2 separate regions of the Homo sapiens genome follow, and region 2 is linked to region 1. Evidence: read pairs that join two places in POLR2A ChIA-PET (ENCODE). Cell type or tissue: B cell. All regions are shown on one strand. Links, peaks and the distances in the headings refer to the core of each region. The heading gives the core; the rest is flanking DNA.

The links. ChIA-PET counts read pairs that join two places held together with the same protein. Peaks named below come from ENCODE experiments on the same cell type or tissue, not always from the same donor. Only the 100,000 strongest peaks of a DNase experiment are listed, where the experiment ranks them.
Region 2: POLR2A ChIA-PET joins it to region 1 with 7 read pairs; 2 of 35 experiments call an interaction of 5 or more read pairs at or near these places.

The regions. Positions count from the first base shown.
Region 1 is chr12:131,775,689-131,791,869 of GRCh38, reverse strand. It overlaps SFSWAP (splicing factor SWAP), which reads right to left. Exons shown (of 18, transcript NM_004592.4): 14 at 13,540-13,805; 15 at 5,282-5,407. Among named protein-coding and RNA genes, the nearest start is that of MMP17, 45 kb to the left of the region's middle. RefSeq lists enhancers at 4,008-4,508, 5,964-7,163. In B cell, for the core only: no CTCF peak of the experiment used is centred there; no DNase peak of the experiment used is centred there.
Region 2 is chr12:132,064,426-132,069,425 of GRCh38, reverse strand. It overlaps EP400 (E1A binding protein p400), which reads right to left. Exons shown (of 53, transcript NM_015409.5): 48 at 4,540-4,758; 49 at 2,457-2,652; 50 at 1,940-2,064. Among named protein-coding and RNA genes, the nearest start is that of SNORA49, 36 kb to the right of the region's middle. In B cell, for the core only: CTCF peaks have their summits at 4,339 and 4,549 (motif pointing left); DNase peaks (open chromatin) are centred at 2,955, 3,608 and 4,675; H3K4me3 peaks cover 628 bases; H3K27ac peaks cover 2,858 bases.

The sequences.
Region 1 (16,181 bases), core at 6,385-11,384:
CCCCAAACACAGAATCCTTATCTGGCTTAGGTATGAGAGTTATGATGGACTCAAGAGATGAGATGGGAAGTGTTCCTTCATCTATTTTTTAAAAAAGAGTATCCCTTCTTTCTTTCTTTTTGTTTTTTGAGACGGAGTCTTGCACTGTCGCGGGCTGGAACGCAATCTTGGCTCACTGCAACCTCCGCCTCCCGAGTTCAAGTTATTCTCCTGCCTCAGCCTCCCAGGTAGCTGGGATTACAGACGCACACTACCACACCCGGTTAATTTTTTGTACTTATAGTAGAGACAGAGTTTCACTATGTTGGCCAGACTGGTCTCAAACTCCTGACCTCGTGATCCACCTGCCTCAGCCTCCTGAAGTGCTGGGATTACAGATGTGAACCATCGTGCCTGGCCCCTCCTTTCTTGAATGTTAGAATTCACTGGTGAAGCCATCTGGGACTGGAGTTTGGTGGAAAAGTTTCGTTTATTTTTCTTTGAGATAGAGTCTCACTTTGTCACCCAGGCTGGAGTGCAGTGGCACGATCTTGGCTCACTGCAGCCTCCGCCTCCCAGGTTCAAGCAATTCTCCTGCCTCAGCCTCCCGAGTAGCTGGGATTACAGGCACTTGCCACCACACCTAATTTTTATATTTTTAGTAGTGACGGGGTTTCACCATGTTGGCCAGGCTGGTCTTGAACTCCTGACCCCAGGTGATCCACCTGCCTTGGCCTCCTGAAGTGCTGAGATTACAGGTATGAGCCACCGCGCCAGGCCAGGTCTTGCTCTTTAATCCACTCCACAATCACTGCCTTTTAACTAGTCTTTAGTCTTCTTACATTTAATGTAATTATTTTACAGATGGTTTTAAGTCTACAATCTTGTTTTTATTTGTCCCATTTGTTCTTTCCCCCACCTGCCCTTTTCTGCTGTTTCATGAATTTAAGAAAGCATCTAGAATCCTACTTTATATCTGCTATTGGCTTTTTAGCTACATTTTTGTTTTTAGTGGTTGCTCTAGGGAATTAGGTTATGCATCCTTCGCTTAGCAAAGTCTACCTGGAATTAACATTTCATGTATAAAGGCAGATCTTTACTGCAGCAGTGAACTCCCATTCACTCACTCAACAAACAGTTGTCCATGTGCCTCGTGCAGTGTTAAGTACTAGAAACTCAATGGGAAAAACTTGTAACTAATCATTCATTGTATTTGCTACAATAAGATAACCGGGACATCTTGTTGAAGTGTGCTACCAGAAGATTTGGTCAATATTCTTGTGAAAAGCCCTGGATGTGAACTCCTAGGCTCAAGAGATCCACTCAGCCCTCCAAGTAGCTGCGGCTGTAGGTGCCCGCCATTGTGCCTGGCTGAAAAACACTTTTATGACATACTCAAAATAACTTTCATGAATGTTGTTTTATATATTTCCACACTGTACCAAATTTTACTCCTAAAAATTCCTCATACGTCCACATCTGGATTTTCAAATATTCACTAAAAGGAACCAGAGGTCCTTGAAGAAATGGTAGATTCCAGGGCTGGAGCAGGGAAAATGCCCAGTAAACCTGGAACATCTTGTACCAAACGCAAGAATGCAAAGAACTATGGGAGGTGTCAAAAGAACAGAACTGACTTGGAAGGGTTGCCACTGGCCAAACTGGAGACAATGTCACCATCTAATAGAATAATAATAGCAATGGATTATCACACAACAAATAAAAAATCAAAACCAAAAATGCTCCTGAGTCCACGGTGAGATTTAAACAAAGGGGCAGGGTCTTCAGCATAAACACAGAAGGAAGAAGAGAGGGGGAAAGTCACTATTTTGCAGTCAGCAGTGTAAGAACTGATTCAGGCAGGGGTCACCCAGGGATGCTGAGACAAATGAGAAGACAGCTGCTGGGAGCAGGAGAGCCGCGCTGCTTCAGTGTCACCTCCTGGATTCCTCGCTGGTGGGGAGACGAAGGGGCAGATGCAGACTTAATCAAGTGGTCAAACTTAGCATCATGAATGATGGGACAAATGGACACTTCTGTGTGTCCTGATCTGTGATGCAATGGGAAGCTACGCAATGTCGCCTACGCAGCCAAAACATTTGCCCTGAACCCAGCCACGGGGACACAGCAAGACGAAGCCCAACTGTGGGACCATCTATAGTGGAGCTGGCCTGGAATTCTCAGGAATGCCAAGGTCATGAAATACACACACGAACGGAGGAGGGAGGGAGGGGAGTGGATGGGATGGGCGGGATGGGAAGGGGTGAGAGAGAGCAATGTGGCAAAATGTCAGCTCTTGTGGAACTGAGCTACAGATTTTATGCATATGGGTGTTTATTGTACACTTTTTTTTGAAAGAGAGGGTTTCACTCTGTTACCCAGGTGGGGGGTGCAGTGGCTATTCACAGGCACGATCACAGCCCACACTACAGCCTCCAACTCCTGAGCTCAAGTGATCCTGCTATCTTGGCCTCCAAGTGCTGGGATTATAGGTGTGAGCTACTGAATCTGGCCCCATTGTACTATTTTAAAAACTTGCCTATAAGTTAAAAAAGTTTCCAAGTGAGAAGTCAGTGAAAGAATCAGGCAATAATCAGTTTACAGAAATGACCCTTCAGGGCCGGGCATGGTGGTTTATGCCAGCACTTTGGGAGGCTGAGATAGGCAGACTGCTTGAGCTCAGGATTTTGAGACCATCCTGGGCAACATGGCAAAACCCTGTCTCTACTAAAAATACAAAAAATTAGCTGGGCATGGTTCCATGTGCCTGTAGTCTCAGCTACACAGGAGGCTGAGGTGGGAGGACGAGTTGAACCCAGGAGGTTGAGGCCGCAGTGAGCTGAGATTGTGCCACTGCACTCCAGCCAGCGCAATGGGAGTGAGACCCTATCTCAAATAAAAATAAAAAAGAAAAAGAAAAAAAGCAGCAAATCTCGGTAGTGGGCATTTCCCTGGGTTTGGTCTGGTGCTGTCACAGCATTAAAGTGACAGCAACTTGGTAGCTGAATTATGTGCACTAAGCCACAGCAAGGAAGTGGACGCCCGCTCTGAGACAGGGACACGGGCTGGCTGTAGGATTAATATAATGATTGCTAATAAAACATATTCTGTACCAGGCATGGGAGCTCATGTCTGCAATCCCAGTACTTTTGGAGGTTGAGGCAGGTTGATCACTCGAGGCCAGGAGCTTGAGAGCAGCCAGCCAGGCATGGTGGTGACAGCCTGTGGCCCCAGCAACTCAGGAGGCTGAGGTGGGAGGATGGCTTGAGCCCAGGAGGTAGAAGCTGCAGTGAGCTGTGATTACGCCACTGCACTCCAGCCTGGGAAACAGGGTGAGACCCTGTCTCAAAAAAAAAAAACGCCCCCAAAAGAAAACAAAACCAAACCCATATTCTGGATTTATAGACTAACTGGGGGCTTGTAATTAAGAATACAAAATTAACCAGTAATTACACACGTATTCACCTCTATTGAGTTCCTAGTGAATCACAGTTTAACACTCCGCAGACTTTGGTTTGCAGGTTTAATTCCGTCTGTCTGGGCACGGCAGCTCAGGGCTCAGCACTGCACTGAGTCTAACCCTTTGCTTCTCTTGTGTGACCTGTTAGTGCTCGGTGAGAATGTCAGCAGGTCACGCGAGTCTGGCGTCTGAGTGTGCTGGCTGGCCATCAGGACGCTGCTACTTCCAGATACAATCACTACTTGCTCACACGAGGTCTCTCTTAAAGCAAAGGTTAATGTGAAGGCAAAGCAAGGCCTCTTCTGTTGAGACGGAATTAATTTCTAACCATGCCCTTCACATATACCAAAGGTGATGGTGAATTTCTGATGTGAAATTACTTGTTTAAGGGATGGATGCTAACATTTTAATTTTCATCAGATTGTATGAGAGCAGACATGAATGCTCAGTGTAGGATTACTAAGGAACAAAATGTAATTTATAAACAGAGCCAGGTGTACATGAAACATTGCTGGTATCTATCCGCTTTATAGTTCCTTTGCTAATTTTTCTGTTTTAAGAAAAAAATCACATCTTGTCAACGGAGGGAACCGTGGTACTAGGCCAACCGCAGCACGGTCTTCTTGCCCAGGGTGCTGTGGGGAGGACCTGCTGTGGCTCTCTGCCTAGTGTGTGCCTTGTGGCTAGGCAGTGTGGGTGATGGCTGGGACCATCCGTCCCAGGAGCAGGAGGGTCCCAGTGTGTGGGTGATCCTGGCAATGTAAGGCTCGTCCTCTGGAAGGCTCTGGGACCCTGAGTGTCCTGACCCCCATGCACTTAGCAGTGCCGTGTTATGAAGCTCAAGGCTACGATGTGCAATGCTCCATCCTTCTCTGTGTAGCTCCAGACGCAGACACGGTCCACCCACACAGCCAGGAGGCTGCACGAACTCCACATGGGGACACAAAACAAGCTCCTTGTGCTTGGAAAGAGTGGAAATGCACGGCTGCCCCACGCAAGGCACTGGGTGGTGACATCAGTGGGTGAGAACCAGAGGAGGCGCTCGTGAGATGGCACCCCCACGGCCGAGAGGGTAGTGCTCACTGGCGGCACCAATGGAGGTGGCCGTCCACAGCTACTGGAAGCCGGGGTGAGCGGACAGATGGTGGACCTATTTCCTGAAGTGAAAGGTGGAACCTCTACTGAGTGCCAGGCACTGAGTGAGGGGTGAGCCCGTGGCACCCTGGGCTGTCAGAGGCCCTGCCAGGCACCACGGCTGGGGCTTCTACTTGATGAACATGAATGCTAACCTCCCTCCATCTCCTGCTCCAACCAAGACAGGCTCTCCTTAGTGGTCAAGAGGTAAGCGATGGATGCTCCCTGCCCTCTAGGCCCCAACAGGACTCTGTGGCCTCTCCTGGGAGCTCCAGCCTGGGCCGTAGTCACCGTCACACAGCAGCCAGGCAACCACAGTGACTGCCCTTGAGACCAGGAGGCTTTAGGACCGGAAGCTTGCATTTTCCTTCTGTTTGTGCCTTCCTGTCCTCTCCACCAGCAGGTAGAGGGGCAGCAGCTGCATGTGGACCCAGCCGAGGTACCAGCACAGTGGAAAGCTGGACACGAAGCCAGGCCGTGCAGAGCCCCGGTGGGTAAGTGACCCCCGCCCACCAGACACAGGAGCTCAGTGTGATCAAGTGTCAACAGTGATGGCCATGCCACTGGGGGTGGGGGGGTGGTGGGGGACTCAGCACCTCCCTCTGGTCATCCACAGCTCTGCTCACAGATACCCGACCTTCAGACGCCCTTTCCACCCAGGGAAACCTGGCCCACATCCAGCACCTGCGTGCACACCCAGTGGCCTACCTGGAGCGGGTCCGCTTCCTACTGGCCCCAGGGCTGCGGCTCACGCGGTAGGCAGTGGGCACACTCCTCTCTTCCCTCCGTCTCTCAGGGGAGTGGGCTCTCCTCCGAGGGGACCGGGAGCGGGACCTGGACAGGGGAGGAGGCAGTGTTCAGCTCTGTGGCCTGGCTGGCGGGACGTGTCATGCTTCCTACTGCCCTGGCAGAGATCAGGCCCCGTCTGCAGAGGCTGCTCCTCAGGGTGGTGCCTGTGTAGACCCTGAGGCTTCAGAGAACCCCTGCCACACTTCACTACTTTACCGACAACGAACTGAAACCCGAATCCAATCTCAGAGGCAGAGATGGTCTCTCTCCCGTTCCACACACTTATCGCACCAAGGACAAACTTTTAACCAACATGCAACTGGCGTGGAGGCTGGAGCTGCTTCACGTGGTCAATGGCAACCAATTCCCCATGAGCCACGGTCTGAGTATGCAGTTCATGACCACCTCAGGCTGGCGCTTCCTCTTCCTTCCTCCTGCCTCTGCCCATTTTATCTCCCTATACATTTCAGCTCATTGATGTTTCTACCAACATGAGGTAAGAAAAGGCAATCAAACTCCAGCGAGTCATGTCTACCTGTCTGAATACCGGCAGTAAGAAACCCAACGGTAATGAAGCTAGAGGCCTACCTGGAAATTTCTCCTGTTCACACTAATCTTACAGCCTCTCAGCACAGATACTCAGGAACAGGCTGTGGTGCGCTGGCATGAAGCCTGAAACCTTCAATCCAATTTGGAAATGCCAGTCTCACGACAGCTTCAGCTAACTTAAGTTTATGCGATTTCACAGATGCAAAGCCACCCATTAACACTGATTCCTCCTCCTCATGTGCCTGGAAAGGACTCGTCCCTCTCCTGTGGTGACATAATCCACACGCGGCCAAGGACCCTGAGACCCGCGCCCCTCCAGGGGTGATGCTCTTTAGTGGAGGCCCCTTAGCGATGAGTTTGGGACCTTCATTTTAGTTCTTTGTTCATTCAGTAAAGCTACTATTTTGGGAAGACCTGCAATGAGCACAAATCTGGAAAAAAAACACCATTTATTTCCATTTTGTTTCCATGACAACTCATTCAAAAACAATATAAAGAAGAGCGGTTTGATTTTGCCATTTGAAAAAGTTCTACGTTGAATCATTTTCATGACAATAAACCGCAAATGCCACAGGCTGTGCTTCTGCAGATCAGCTCGGGATCACTCAGACCCCGGCATCCTGGAGGGCCAGGAGTGGCTGCCCTTTAACGGACAGAATCGTTTTGATTTTTTCCCAGACCTTTCCTAAGATTTACAGAACAGATGATAAAGGCGAGGTCAGTTAGACACCTTGACGTTTTACCAGGTTTTCCCTCAAAAGAGCTCGCGGAGTCAAATCTGGTGGTGGTCGAGGCTGCCTGATAACTTCCTGGCTCGGCTGCCGCTGTCACTGACGCGCTGCTCTGACAGGGCTCCGCGCGCAGCGTCCCTGGGGAGGCTGTGACTCTGTGACACGGAGGCACACACTTCACATTCAGAATAAAAGGTGCTGGGCTGGGCGCTACCAGAACTCTGAAAAAAGCTCTGCTTATTCAAAGCTATAGCGGCTGGGGAATGCTTACACGTAGAATTCTACAATAAACTCAATAATCAGGAAAAATAAGTTAGTTTTTAAGGCCTGCAAATTCTTAACTTTGAAATACAATACCATTTTGTCATGGCTATTAGTAATAGAATTCTTTAAAGGGAAGTGGCTGTTACCAGTAGATTTTCAAGTTATCTGGGGAAAACGCCCATCTTAGAACGAGGGGCTACATACCATTAGACAATTCTCTAAGTTTGACTTTAGCTAAAGAAGCTTTAATGCTTTTTATTCTGTTAATTAGGCTTCTCATATTGACCCCACAACATGGTGCAAGAAACAGGAGTTCCATTTAATAAGCAAATCATCCGTATAATGTGACCAGGGGCCTTCTTAAAGATGAAATGGTCTGAATTAAACACTTGCAAGCATAACGTGACTCACAGTTTTTTTTTTTCCTCAAAAAAGCATAATGGTTTGCTTTCAAATAGAAACATAATGAGACTTTTTTCAATGATAACAGTCCAGAAATTTTATCTGAATGACAGTGGTCATATTCATAAATAGCCTCTTTTCTCCAACATTTAACCATTTCATCTACTCCACTTCCTCCATTCACGTCTCTACCCACGGCCTTTCTGTCACGGAATTCTCTGTGCAGATGACTCAGCATCAAGGTCTGGGCTCTACCAGCAGCTCCCGGGGCTGAATTTTCCTCAAGTTGAAACTGGATCTGATTTCACCTGCAATTCCTCCTCGTGTCCCAGCCCGGTGACAGCCACTGCAGCTCCCCTCCTTCCTGGACTGCTCAGTGCAGACACCCTCTGGTCTTATCTGTGTTTGGCTACAATTCACTTTGATTCACTTTGCAAGGGATGGAACGACGGTCCTCACCTTGGCATGATCAACACTACCACTTGGGGAACTGCAAGCATCTGGTTTCCCCCTTTAAGGGGCAGGATTAGGAGATGAGTCATCGCTTTTACGGATTTGCTATGCAATTTATTGTGGGTAAAAAGGGCAGTGAGGAGCCACAACTTTCAACCTAAAATAGAAACCCAGTGTGGCCTGAGTCCCTTCTGAATGCTAAACAAGACTCCTAAGAAAAGTCTTCCAAATCCCCAGTCTCCTTCACCAACCCCAAGTATTTAGGGAGCTAATTTCTACAAAGAATTATATATATATATATATATATATATATATAAAATGTTTTTTTTTGAGACGGAGTCTCACTCTGTTGCCCAGGATGGAGTGCAGTGGCGCGATCTTGGCTCACTGCAAGCACCGCCTCCCGGGTTCACGCCATTCTCCTGCCTCAGCTTCCTGAGCAGCTGGGACTATAGGCACCACCACGCCCGGCTAATTTTTTGTATTTTTAGTAGAGACGGGGTTTCACCGTGTTAGCCAGGATGGTCTCAACCTCATGATCCGTCTGCCTCAGCCTCCCAAAGTGCTGGGATTATAGGCGTGGGCCACCACGCCCGGCCAGAAATATATTTTTATCATATAGCTCTCTATACTGGAAGATATCTTAAAATGACAACATTCAAAGATCTATCTAGAACTCCCAGAAGCCCAGGCTAACTCTGAAGATGCATTTAGATAACTAAATGAACACAAGAGACTATCTTAGCAAAAGTTTTAAAAATAAACTTAGTTTCAAGCTGATACTTATTAAAATTTAATTTCAGGTTGTAAATGAACTACATGAGTACTTCTTCATTCCATTAACATAGAGAACCAGATACAATATCAAAATACAAATGAAAACAGACAATAAAAGTATTTTACTTTAATCTTTTTTTTTTTTTTTTTTTAGACGGAGTCTTGCTCTATTGCCCAGGCTGGAGAGCAGTGACACGATCTTGGCTCACTGCAATCTCCACCTCCCGGGTTCAAGCAATTCTCCTGCCTCAGCCTCCCGAGTAGCTGGGATTATAGGCGCACACCAACACGCCTGGCTGATTTTTGTATTTTTAGTAGAGATGGGGTTTTACCATGTTGGCCAGGCTGGCCTTAAACTCCTGACCTCAGGTGATCCACCTGCATCAGCCTCCTTAAGAGCCGGGATTATAGGCGTGAGCCACCGTGCCAGCCTCAATGTTGATGTAAAAGACACTAAATACTACCTTGTCGTAACTAGTATACTTTTTGAGAAGCAACATAGTGATTTTCCAAAACTAAAGATTCTTCCATGACTAATTTGCCTTTGGAGATCCAGAGTCGCCCATAACTTAGACATACTAAATACATGGGACTTCAACCACAGGAACAGTATAGCCATTAAATAAATATTCGTTGTGCTGTAAGAAGGCTTTCTAATCTTAACTTTCTGTATTTTATATAGAATTTTAGTAATTTAATATATAAAACAAAATACATTCCATGTAGCATCCTACCCAATTAGAAATATTAACAACTGCGGTATTCTACTGTGGGCTGGCAGCAGTCATGAAAAATGATCAATTAGGTCTGTTCAGGCCCAAGTGACAAGTCCGATCCATTCTGAGTGGAGGCTGCGTTTGTAACAGTTTATTCTATCTGATAACAACAGCATTAACACTTTCAATATTTTGGTTAAAATTTAGTTATCTTTTATACTCCAATAATTCATATTACTGAGGAGATCACCACCCCTCCCATTTCTAACTTGCATTTTAAAGCCACTTGGATCCCTGGAAATGATTATTGCTGGCAGAGCTTGGATGGAGGAGGCAGGTTTGCAGCCAGTTTAGAAAAATGCAATCCTACTAAATAAAACACGCACTCACTGTTCCCAGAAGAGCTGAGGCAGAATTCCACAAGAAAAGGTTATGGTGAGAAACCACCAGCTTCTTCTTCTTCTTGTTCTTTTGTCATAGAGAATATGTTGATCAGGCTAGATTCGATCTCCTGGGCTCAAGGAATCCTCCTGCCTCTGCCTCCCAAGCATCTGGGGCTTGACTAGCTTGTTTAACTTATGTCCTCAGACTCCAGAGACCACGGCACTGCCGGTCTCTGCACCCAGCTATGCCCTTGGCCCTGTGGAGGGGAACCAATGCCAGGGGCCAGCACCCACGGTAGAACTTGCTAGACAATCCAACACCTGGAAGGTTTTGTTTTATAATATTATTTTCATTTTATAATAAGCTTGCACTTTGCCTTCATATTTTGTCTCAGTTGCAAAATCAAATGCTTTTAAATCCCTTATTTAACTAAAATTAACTAGAAGTATGTAGATACTACCTCCTTGGCCATGGAGACTAATTAAAAATTGGAGTGTTCTGGAAACACTTTGCTCTGCTGACGCTGTAAAGTGTTTTAAACGTAGGTCGGATTAAAATTGGTAGCCTACCATCACGGTGGAAACCACACTCAGGTAACTTTTACCTTAATTTTTTCTTTTAACTGAAAGTTACAAACAAATGAGTAGGATTTTGCTTCTTGGACTTGTCAGCAGTGAATATATAAAAATAATATAGGCCGGGCGCGGTGGCTCACGCCTGTAATCCCAGCACTTTGGGAGGCCGAGGCGGGTGGATCATGAGGTCAGGAGATCGAGACCATCCTGGCTAACACGGTGAAACCCCGTCTCTACTAAAAATACAAAAAATTAGCCGGGCGAGGTGGCGGGCGCCTGTAGTCCCAGCTACTCGGGAGGCTGAGACAGGAGAATGGTGTGAACCCGGGAGGCAGAGCTTGCAGTGAGCAGAGATCGCGCCACTGCACTCCAGCCTAGGCGACAGCGAGACTCTGTCTCAAAAAAAAAAAAAAAAAAAAAAATAATAAGATATATTTGCATATGTGAAGTAATATGTAACTAAAGCTATTCTAAATTATTCAAAAATATGTAACTCTAAATCGATTCTAAAATAAATCATTCAAATAATATGTAAAATGACCTTTTCTACTATAGACCAGTCAACAAAAAGGATGTACAACTTAGAAACCTGAAATTCCAAGTGTTAGGTGAAGCCTTTCAGCTCTGAATATGCCAATGTGGGAAAAGCTGGGGGCCACGGCATCACCTGTCTTTAGAGGTGAATGGTAGGATACCCGGAAATATCAGACATCACATCCGCTGTGTTTGCAAAAACTCCCCACATGAAAGCTGAGCTAATTTCTTACGCTAAAGAAACACCATGAACAGCTCTTACAATGATCGGTCCCCCAAGGTTTGGGATTTAGGAAGGAATTATGCTTCCTTTTGAGCCTGTAGAAAAGGAAAATTGGGAAGAATTTTACTGAATGTGGTTACTAGGAGGGCTTGTTTATGCCTATCTTCAGCTATGTAATGTCGTAAGAAACATATTCAAGTGGGAAATTTTTTATTTTAATCATTTAATTGCATTTAGAGGCAAGGTCTCGCTCTGTCACCCAGGCTGGAGTGCAGTGGCGTGATCATAGCTCACTGCAGCCTCAAACTCCTGAGCTCAGCTCAAGCAATCCTTCCACCTCAGACTCTACGCTTGAGCTCAGGAGTTCAAAGCATCCACTGCCATGCCTGGCTAATTAAAAAAAAATATTTTGTAGAGATAGGTTTTCACTATGTTGCCAAAGCTAGTCTTGAACTCCAGGCCTCAAAGTGATCCTCTCATCTTGGCTTCCCAAAGCACTGGAATTTCAGGTGTGAGCCATTGTGCCTGGCCTCAAATGAGAAATTTTTAAAAAGCTTCGATATACAATACAAGTTCCTGGGAGCCTTCAAAAATTGAAGATATATTAGCAAAACTGTTCATTTGATTAGAAAATAGCAAGGTTTCTTTTTTGCGTGTATAAGGGTATGAAGTGATGAAACGTTTAAAACACTCGCAAAAATGTAGAGTGAAAGATCAAATTGATTTATCATGGAGTCAAATCCAATTTCACTGCAGAGGAGTGTAAATGCTTGTCAAACTTTAAGTGTTGGCCAGGGTAAAAATAAGGAAAGCAGGCTGGGCACAGTGGCTCACGCCTGTAACCCCAGCACTGTGGGAGGCTGAGGTGGGTGGGTCACCTGAGGTCAGGAGTTCGAGACCAGCCTGGCCAACATGGTGAAACCCAATCTCTACTAAAAAAACAAAATTAGCTGGGCGTGGTGGCACATGCCTGTAATCCCAGCTACTTGGGAGGCTGAGGCAGAAGAATCACTTGAACCTGGGAGGCAGAGGTTGCAGTGAGCCAAGATCGTGCCATTGCACTCCCACCTGGGAAACAAGAGCAAAAACTCCGTCTCTAAATAAATAAATGAATAAATAAATAAATAAGTAAAGAAAGCAAGCATATTGTTTTTAGGATATATTCAGAGAGGCAAATGTGTAAAATTACACTTAAAAAGCCCGTAAAGCTCCCAAGGCATGTGTATTTTTCCCACAGAAACATAAGAGCTAACACCAATTCCAGAAGAAAAACTAGATGAGCACAGTCAGTGCGGCGTTAGAGAAACCGAGGAGAGTCAGCCAGTGTTCAGCAGCGAACCCAAGGTGTAACGGGGTTCTGAAAACAGGGCAAGCTGTGCCAACCTCCTGTAGGTCAGCCACTGTTTTGTTTTTAAAAAGTGGTTTTCACCAAGATGTAAATTCTGTGACTCTTAAATGTTTTTACATTTTTAATTTCTGCTGCCAGAAATGTTAACCTGCTTTCTGAAAAACTGGCTCCTCATCAAGAAGGCCTTTGGTTTAATAGTGACTCCTGGAGGGAGGGTGGAGAGGAAACATTCTGCACCAGCGCCGCCCTCTTCACACACACCCACCCGCGCCGCCCTCTTCACACACACTCACCCGCGCCGCCCTCTTCACACACGCTCACCCGCGCCGCCCTCTTCACACACACTCATCCGCGCTGCCCTCTTCACACACACTCACCGTCGCTGCATCTCTGCACACACGCTCACCGGTGCCACACGAAGTGTGTGCAGAGTGTGGCACCGGTGAGTGTATGTGCAGAGTGCGGTGCCGGTGAGTGCGTGTGCAGAGCAGAGAATCCAAACCCAGAACCAGTGCTAAAGAGTTCTCCTGTCTTGCAACTTTACACATTTGAGACAAATTAGCATGGGAAACTTCACTTATACAAATAAAACAAAAGACCCCCAGCACACCACCCTGTGAATCTTTCACACAATCGGCAAATGTGGTAGGCTTGCTTCCAGGAACCATTAGAATTTAAACAAACCAATTTTTAAAAACCTGGCAGTAGTTTATGAACTTTGAAAAGTTAAGTATAGGCCTGCGCGGTGGCTTAGGCCTGTAATCCCAGCACTCTGGGAGGCCAAGGTGGGTGGATTACCTGAGGTCAGGAGTTTAAGACCAGCCTGGCCGACACGGTGAAACCCCGTCTCTACTAAAAATACAAAAATTAGCCAGGCGTGGTGGTGGGCACCTGTAATCCCAGCTACTCAGGAGGCTGAGGCAGGAGAATCACTTGAACCTGGGAAGCGGAGGTTGCAGTGAGCCAAGATCGCACCACTGCACTCTAGCCTGGGCAACAAGAACAAAACTCTGTCTCAAAAAAGAAAAAGTTAAGTATAAAACAAACAAAAATCTGAAAAAGATCTTACTTGGACTTGCAGGGCACACATGCACATGCATACACGCGTCTGCTTAATGAAAGCGGCACTGATTTTAAACGTTCTACCTAGCTCTACTGGGTGTCCTGTGAAGGACATGGGGGTCATGAGGGTACCAGAGGTGCTGCCCCCTTCACACCCACCTCGACCGCCGCACTGTCCGATAGGCACTGGGAAGAGAATGCTTTGCTTTTGAGTGTGATCTAGACCTGGACTTGGATGACGAATGGTACTTGGGAGAACGTGATCTTGTTCGAGATCTTTTTTTGTGCTTTTTCTTTTTCTTTTCTTTCTCTTCTTCTCTCGGTGGATCTTTGCTTTTGCTCGAAGGCCTATCGGGTGGTTTAACTTCTAAAGTAGGCAGAGGCCTGCCTCCAGTCAGTAGAGGGCAGGGCGTAGTGCTGGATTCCTAAGAATAAAAGGAAAATCTGGGTGTTAACAGGGAAAACAGAACATTGAAGATGTATATCTATAAAATTTCAACTTTGGGCCCCTCACACCAACAAACACAGCAACCATCTCTTAGAAAGTCTCCTCCTGTGGCTATCCAGAGTGACCTCCTTGTCACCTCCCAGGATGCAAAAGGAGAAAGTGAACCCTCTGGTTCCCGAGCATTTCCACAGGCAGCACTCTCTTCCCAGCCCCCAGGCTGTGGACAGCCGGAGCCAACAAGAGGAGCACAGTATTAGAGTATTAGAGATGCTACGCTGGGAAAAAATACGTTCCTTTTTAGTTCACCCATTGTGGAAGTCAGTGTGGCCATTCCTCAGGGATCTAGAACCAGAAATACCATTTGACCCAGCCATCCCATTACTGGGTATATACCCAAAGGATTGTAAATCATGCTGCTATAAAGACACATGCACACGTATGTTTATTGTGGCACTCTTCACAATAGCAAAGATTTCGAACCAACGCAAACGTCCAACAATGATAGACTGGATTAAGAAAATGCGGCACATATACACCATGGAATACTATGCAGCCATAAAAAATGATGAGTTCATGTCCTTTGTAGGGACATGGATGAAGCTGGAAACCATCATTCTCAGCAAACTATCACCAAGGACAAAAAACCAAACACCGCATGTTCTCACTCATAGGTGGGAACTGAACAACGAGAACACATGGTCACAGGAAGGGGAACATCACACACCGGGGCCTGTTGTGGGGTGGGGTGAGCGGGGAGGGATAGCATTAGGAGATATACCTAACGTTAAATGATGAGTTAATGGGTGCAGCACACCAACATGGCACATGTATACATATGTAACTAACCTGCACGTTGTGCACATGTACCCTAAAACTTAAAGTATAATAAAAAAAAATAGTTCTTAAGGAAAAACAAAAAAAACAGTTTTAACTACCAGAGGAGAGATTCCTCAAACCTCCGATGTTAGGTTTTTAAATGAGTATCGGCACTACTCTGACAATAATTTTTAAAGAAGGTCTAGGCTCCCCTTTGATGTTTTAAAACCTCTCCATCTGAGTGTTACATACATACAGAAGAGCATATGAATCTTCAATGCATGCTGACACATTTCCACCACAGCGCATCGGAACCAGATCAGGAGACAGCACCCTTCAACAGCATAGGCCTGCAGCCTGCCCCTCTTTACCCAGAAAGCTCACTCTCTCCTCACTTCAAGTGAATTTTAAATTATAGCTGTTAAACATTTCACACCTTTAGACACAGTGAAAAATCTGCAATTTATCCTTTGTGCCTCGAAGAAATTCAGGTTAGGTGCTGGGGTGGGACCCAGTCTCCCAGGCTGCCCCCAGCTGCTCCCCGGGGAGAGCTCCAGCCCAGCCCGCGGCAGTGTGCGCAGGACGGCATCTGTGAAAGGCAAAGTGGTAAGGGGGCTTCCCTCCCTTCTTTCCTCTCCTTAGGTCCGCTGTGGCAAGGCCAACTGGCTGCGGGAAAACACTGTAGAAACGATTCTTCTACAGTTATGCTTCTTGCTTTGGCTTTGAGATCAAAAGCAATTCAGCAGAGCCCTGGTGGGGCAGGCCCCAATTTAAGATGAGTTTCCACTTGAGCTGGCTGCTTTATGATGGCACGGTGATTTCTCAGCCCTCTGTTCAGCCTCCTTGCTGTTTCCGTTTACACTGTGCTCTCTAATGCCCCTCCCTGGTTGTGGGTGTGCGGCGGGCAAGAGGGCAGGGATGAATTCCTCCTTGGGATCTGATGGCCGCTATGAGGTTCATCTTTAAGTCTCTGCCTAAATTATCTCCAGGGACATTTTGGCAAAAAAATCCACTTTACTGTGGGACAGTTCTTATCAAAAAGGTCTTTCTCATTTAAAATTCTGTTAAGTGTAACAATATTTTTCAGGTCAAACTTTTAAATATTTTATTATTTTTGTTTGTTTTGAGGCAGAGTCTTGCTCTGTTGCCGGGGTGGAGTGCAGTGGCGTGATCTCAGCTCACCGCAACCTCCGCCTTCCGGCCTCAAGTGATTCTTGTGCCTCAGCCTCCTGAGTAGCTGGGATTACAGGCATGTGCCATCATGCTCAGCTAATTTTTTTTTTTTTTTTTGTATTTTTAGTAGAGAAAGGGTTTTGCTATTTTGGCCAGGCTGGTCTCAAACTCCTGGCCTCAAGTGAACTGCACACCTCAGCATCCCAAAGTGCTGAGATTACGGGCGTGAACCACCGTGCCCAGCTAAAATATTTTATTGCTTACATAATTCTAACACACAAACGTCCAATGACAAAGCAAGCTCTATATCCAAGAACACCCCCACTCTGGCATTAGTCAGGATTTGCCCACAAGCAATGCTAAA
Region 2 (5,000 bases), core at 1-5,000, 280 kb before region 1:
GCTCTGGGCCCTATGGCAGAACCCAGCCCCTTTCCAGCCTACCTCCCAGACCAACCCTGTGCATACCCACATCTCCTGCCCCCTGTCCCATCCCTGCCGCTGCCTCCAGGCCTACCTCTGCCCATGCGGCATGGCCGCCAGCTTCTCCTCCAGGAGGCCTGGCCGTTGCCTGCAGCCCACCCCACCCGGGACACTGCTCCCTGAATAGTCGGGCTGGTGGGGCACCCTGACACCCTTGTCACACCTGCACGGGGCTGCTACTTAGGTGACTGAAAGCGATCACAATCTCTCAAATCCAATGTAAAAACTTGGCAGACATAAAGAAAATATTTAGTACACGGGGTAACAAACTGGTATGCACCATTTTTGCAGATCATATTGTGTACATCTGACGTTTACGTATCTGCTTTATCAGCCATGCTTATGGGTAAATAGGGGTTTTTAACATCTAAGGATGTTTTGTCCAATCGTAGGAACACACAGCCCAGCACTTCAGCTGCAGCCCTCCACTGCTCCCTCAAGCACAGCTCAAGCCTGAGGGACCACACCCACCTGTGCATCAGCATGGCCACGTCTGCCCATGGACCACCATGACGCACCCAGGGACTGCTGACCAGGCCCAGGAGGTAAGTCCCAGCACTGTCTCCTTCTTCCAGAGGTAAATAAATGCAGGTGACCATCCCGACCCAAAGGACATGCACTTCCCTGCAGCGGTCGTGCCAAGTGGGGATGCAGGCTGGTCTTTGGAACCCGGCCACGGCGGAGCTGGTGGCACTACCCAGACACCCTGCGCCTCCCGGCTTTGTGTCCCCTCAGTGCTCACTCCCTCTCCCTCTGGGTTCCAAAGGACAGCTCTGCTTCCAGCTCCCCACAGAGCATGCCATTGCTGCACACCAGCAGGGCTTCACCCATAGGGCCCCTGGGCACTGGTCTTCTGCAGGAGGTAGCAGCGGCTCACAGCACAGCCAGTGTCCAGGTGGTGTGGCACAAAGAACCCTGGGCCTGCTGGAGTCAGCCAGCTGCCTTTTACTGGCCCTGTGATCTGGGCAAGTCCTTTTCTCTGAGCCTCAGTTTCCTCAAGACAACATCCTCCGTCTTGAGGATAAGCACCAGGTGCCTGCAGGGGTCCAGCACAGCGCTCAGGGAACAGGGCAGCTCCCCACACAGCCATGTGGCTTCCCATCAGAGCCCGCCTTCTAGCTCTAGCCAGACAGCAGTGCCAACAGAACGTGGGGTCTGAGGGCCCACACCAGCCATCCGAAGCCCGGGACTTGGGCTGGGTGCCACCGATGAGCCACCACGAGCAGAAGTCCCTGGAGGCAGAGCTGTCTCACCACCGTGTCCCCCTCACGTCCTTCAACACAGCACTGGCTGCTGAGAGGCACAGGTATCGTCTCAGGGAGCTGGCTGAGACTGTAGACGCCCTTGGAGCCCAGTGCCCTGCTGCGCCCCCATCCACGTCGGGCCCTGGCGTGTTTATCTCCCCTTTCACCACCAACATGCACAGAGGCCACATTCCCTGTCTGGGGTCCAGACTGTACGGCATCCCTGTCCTCCAGCAGGAGTCCAGGCGGGTCCTGTGGTGTGAGCTGCGTCTGCTTCCCTGAGCCCACTGGCCCCCATCATGCAATTGCACCCCCTGTGTCTGTCCCAATGCCATGCAGGCTTCTTACCTGGCACCCAGCCATCCTCACAGACTATACCCCCTCCATCCCCCTGCCAAGACCTCAGCCTCACTTGTCACATCACACACAGCATTCACCTTTTAAAGGAAGGAAAAACCAACAGGGATGACCACACTAGCACCTCCAGCCCTTGAAGCCACCCTCTGAAAAGCGTGAGCCGCCACATGGGGATTTGTCTGCTTAGGACCCTCTCCTCCAGCAGCCAGCTTTGGCTTGGCATAGACCCAGAAGTGAGAATCCCCTAGCCCCGGTACCTTCTGCTGGACGGCTGCCGGGCCCTGTGCAGCCTGGGGCTGGATGGCCTTCTGCTGCTGGACGGCCTGCTGCTTCAGCTTCAGCAGCTGCTGCATGTGCACGGGCTGGGCCACCACGGTCTGTCCTGCAGGCAGCAAAAGCCCCTTAGTCAGCACACTGGGAAAAGAGCTTGAGGCTCACGCCAAGCTCTGTTCCAACTGACTCACCTCTACAGAAAATAACAAACTATGAAACTCTATGGAGACAAGTAAGCCATCCCTTAACTACATTAAAATGTTTCTGGGTTCACAAATTACACTTAAATTAAGACGGAAATTTCAGAATGTTAACAGTTCAATTGAGGACCCAGCCTTGCGCCTGGAAAGCGCCAAGGCACGTTTGTGCTAGAACACGTGATGGCACGCTCAAGTGGGTGGGTGTGAGGAAAGAACACGGGTCGCTGGCGACCACTGCCACCAGAGAGGCCTGTGAAACCAGGCTCAAGCCCAGGACGGGAGGGTGTGCTGGGGCGGGCACCTGCTGCCTTCTGTGGCTGACCGATCGCCACGCTGATCCCCGCGACGTTCATGGGCAGGGTGGTGACTCCCGGTGAGGAGACCACAGCTGCCGGGACGGACACCACCGGAGGCTTCGCCAAGGCCACCTGGGCTGGCTGGGGTGCCTGGGTCTGCATCTGCCCTTGCGCCTGCAGCTGAGAAGTGGGAACCCGGGTCTAAACAGTAGAAATAATGGGAGAGTCCAGAGAAATTCAGGACACGGTATGTCTTTCCAAATACTTCTCCACAAGAGGTCATGCCATGAGAAAATTTACAAAGATCAACAAAGTTTAAAGTGGCCCAACAGGAAAGGAAAACTGAGAGATCTGCACGCCGCAGGGAAATGTCAAGTCACAGGTCAGCCCGCGCTTCTGAAGCTCCCGCAAGACCTGCAGGCTCATCACACATGCTGCTGCGTTCAGATGTCAGTGATCTCACGGGACATCACCTTCACTTCCCTCCATCTCCTGAACCAGTAACCGCATCCTGTCCCGTTTTTCCCACAGAAGGCTTTTCACTTCCTGTTCCTTCAGCGAGCACTCGACATCAGCCTGTCCCTCACTTCAAAATGACTGCCTCAGCCTCCCGTCCCGCATTTTCTCTTAAGTTACCATTTAAAAAATGGTAAATGGAAGTACTTCCATTTTTGTATGTATAGAGACTAAGATTACATAAGAAAATACAAAGTAAAAATTACCCACACTCCTCAAACTACTCATATCTGAATATTAAAACTGGTATTTAGCCTTCAGCCACTGTTCATATCTGTGTGGCTCACCGTGAAAGTGTGCAAAAATGACATGAATTATAAATATTTTGAAATCTGTTTCTCTTCTCTTTACAAAAAACCACTTTCAAAATTGCTTAATATTCCATTGTTTGGATGATACATCATTTACTTAATGAAATTCTTAGTAATGGACATTTAATTTCCTCTAACACTCATGAAGCAAACAAGCTTGTACATTCATCACTTTGTAAATGTTCAGTTATCTCTGCAGGACATAAGGGGGTGTTTAGTTAAATAAGCGTGCACATTTTCATAGCGTAATTACCAAAATCCTCTCCAAAAAGAGGCCACTGATTCCTGTCCAACAAGAACCCGGTACCCTGGCTACCACTAGGTGTTACCACCCTTCTCAGTGAATTTGCATTTTTGTGAACATGAATGAAACCAAGCACCCTTCTGTAGTTTTTTATCCACTTCTACTCACTCTGCTGTGGAGGGCTAGCCCCTCCCAGGGAAGACCCAAAGTGGGGGTCCAGCACCCACACAGCTTAGCCTGAGCACCTGGGTCCCCAAATCCTAGCTTGAGTTGCAGCTGATTGGTTGTGGGATTTGGGTGGGAACTTAGCCTACATGCCTCAGTTTCTTAACCTGTAAAATGGAATTAATAGTAAGACCCTTATCCCTGCCTGGGGCAGTCCATGAGCACTGGGCCAGGTGAAAGACACAAGAGAACGAAGGGCAAAGTCTAGCTCAGGGTGAGCCTCCAACAGGGCAGCTGTCACCAGTACCCCTAGCTGAGCTCTAGTCACGGTGCAGTGACGCTGCCTGCCCCGGGACGCTGGCACCTGCTGAGAGCCAGTCTTCCCAGACAGCACTTGCGCCTGATGCTAGTCCCTTCTGAAATCTCCAAATGCTCTCCCTGCCTACAGCGGTCACCTGAGAGCAGCTTCAGAGACCGCCACCTGCCCATGCCTACGGCTTACATGCACAGCGCCCTCTGCTCCAGCCACACAGGCCTTGGTCCCTGCAGGGTCCCTCAGCAGCACAGGGAAGCCACGCAGGCTGCATCTCACCTCGCTCACTCTCCACCCCCCTCAATTCAAGCCCTGAGAAGCTTGGTGATGCCTGGATGGGCTCTGGGAGCTGCTGCTGTGTTAATGTTCCACGAGTGGTGAGTCCCGTCCTCTGTCCAAGGGGTACTAAGTTCTCGGGGAAAAGAACCCGTCTCACACTCACTCCTGTAACACGTGACACGCACCTGAGCAAGCGCAACAGCTGTGTTAAAACATAAAAAGATGCTGCTTTTGGAAAACAAACAGAAACTGACACTTACGAGCCGGGCCACCTGGAGGTTGGCCACGGTGGTGCCCGTCAGCAGGGCACCAGGCCTTGGGGCCGTGACCGTCGTGAGCTGGGGGCTCTGCTGCTGCGGCGGCTGCGAGGTCTGCACTTGCACTTGGGCTGTTGGCTGCGGGGGCGCAGACTGGGCCTGTGGCGGTGGGGGCTGCGGGGGCATCTGCAGTTTCTGCTTCTGCATTTTGATGAGGTGTTCCTAAAATACAAGCAAAGTATCTTCTCTTCAACATTAACTGTGCTCCATTCTTTAAGTAGACATCTTGTTCCTAAGCCACCCCTCTACTGCCCATTAAATACCAAAGCAGACACCTGCTACCGTGCAGCATCCAGACCGCCTTCCATGGGCTGCCCAGTATCTTCCAGGTGTTCATTTATTAAAAATGTGCATTCGTCGGTGAAAACTACAAACACGGATTCTGACTGATAAGTTCATAGCAA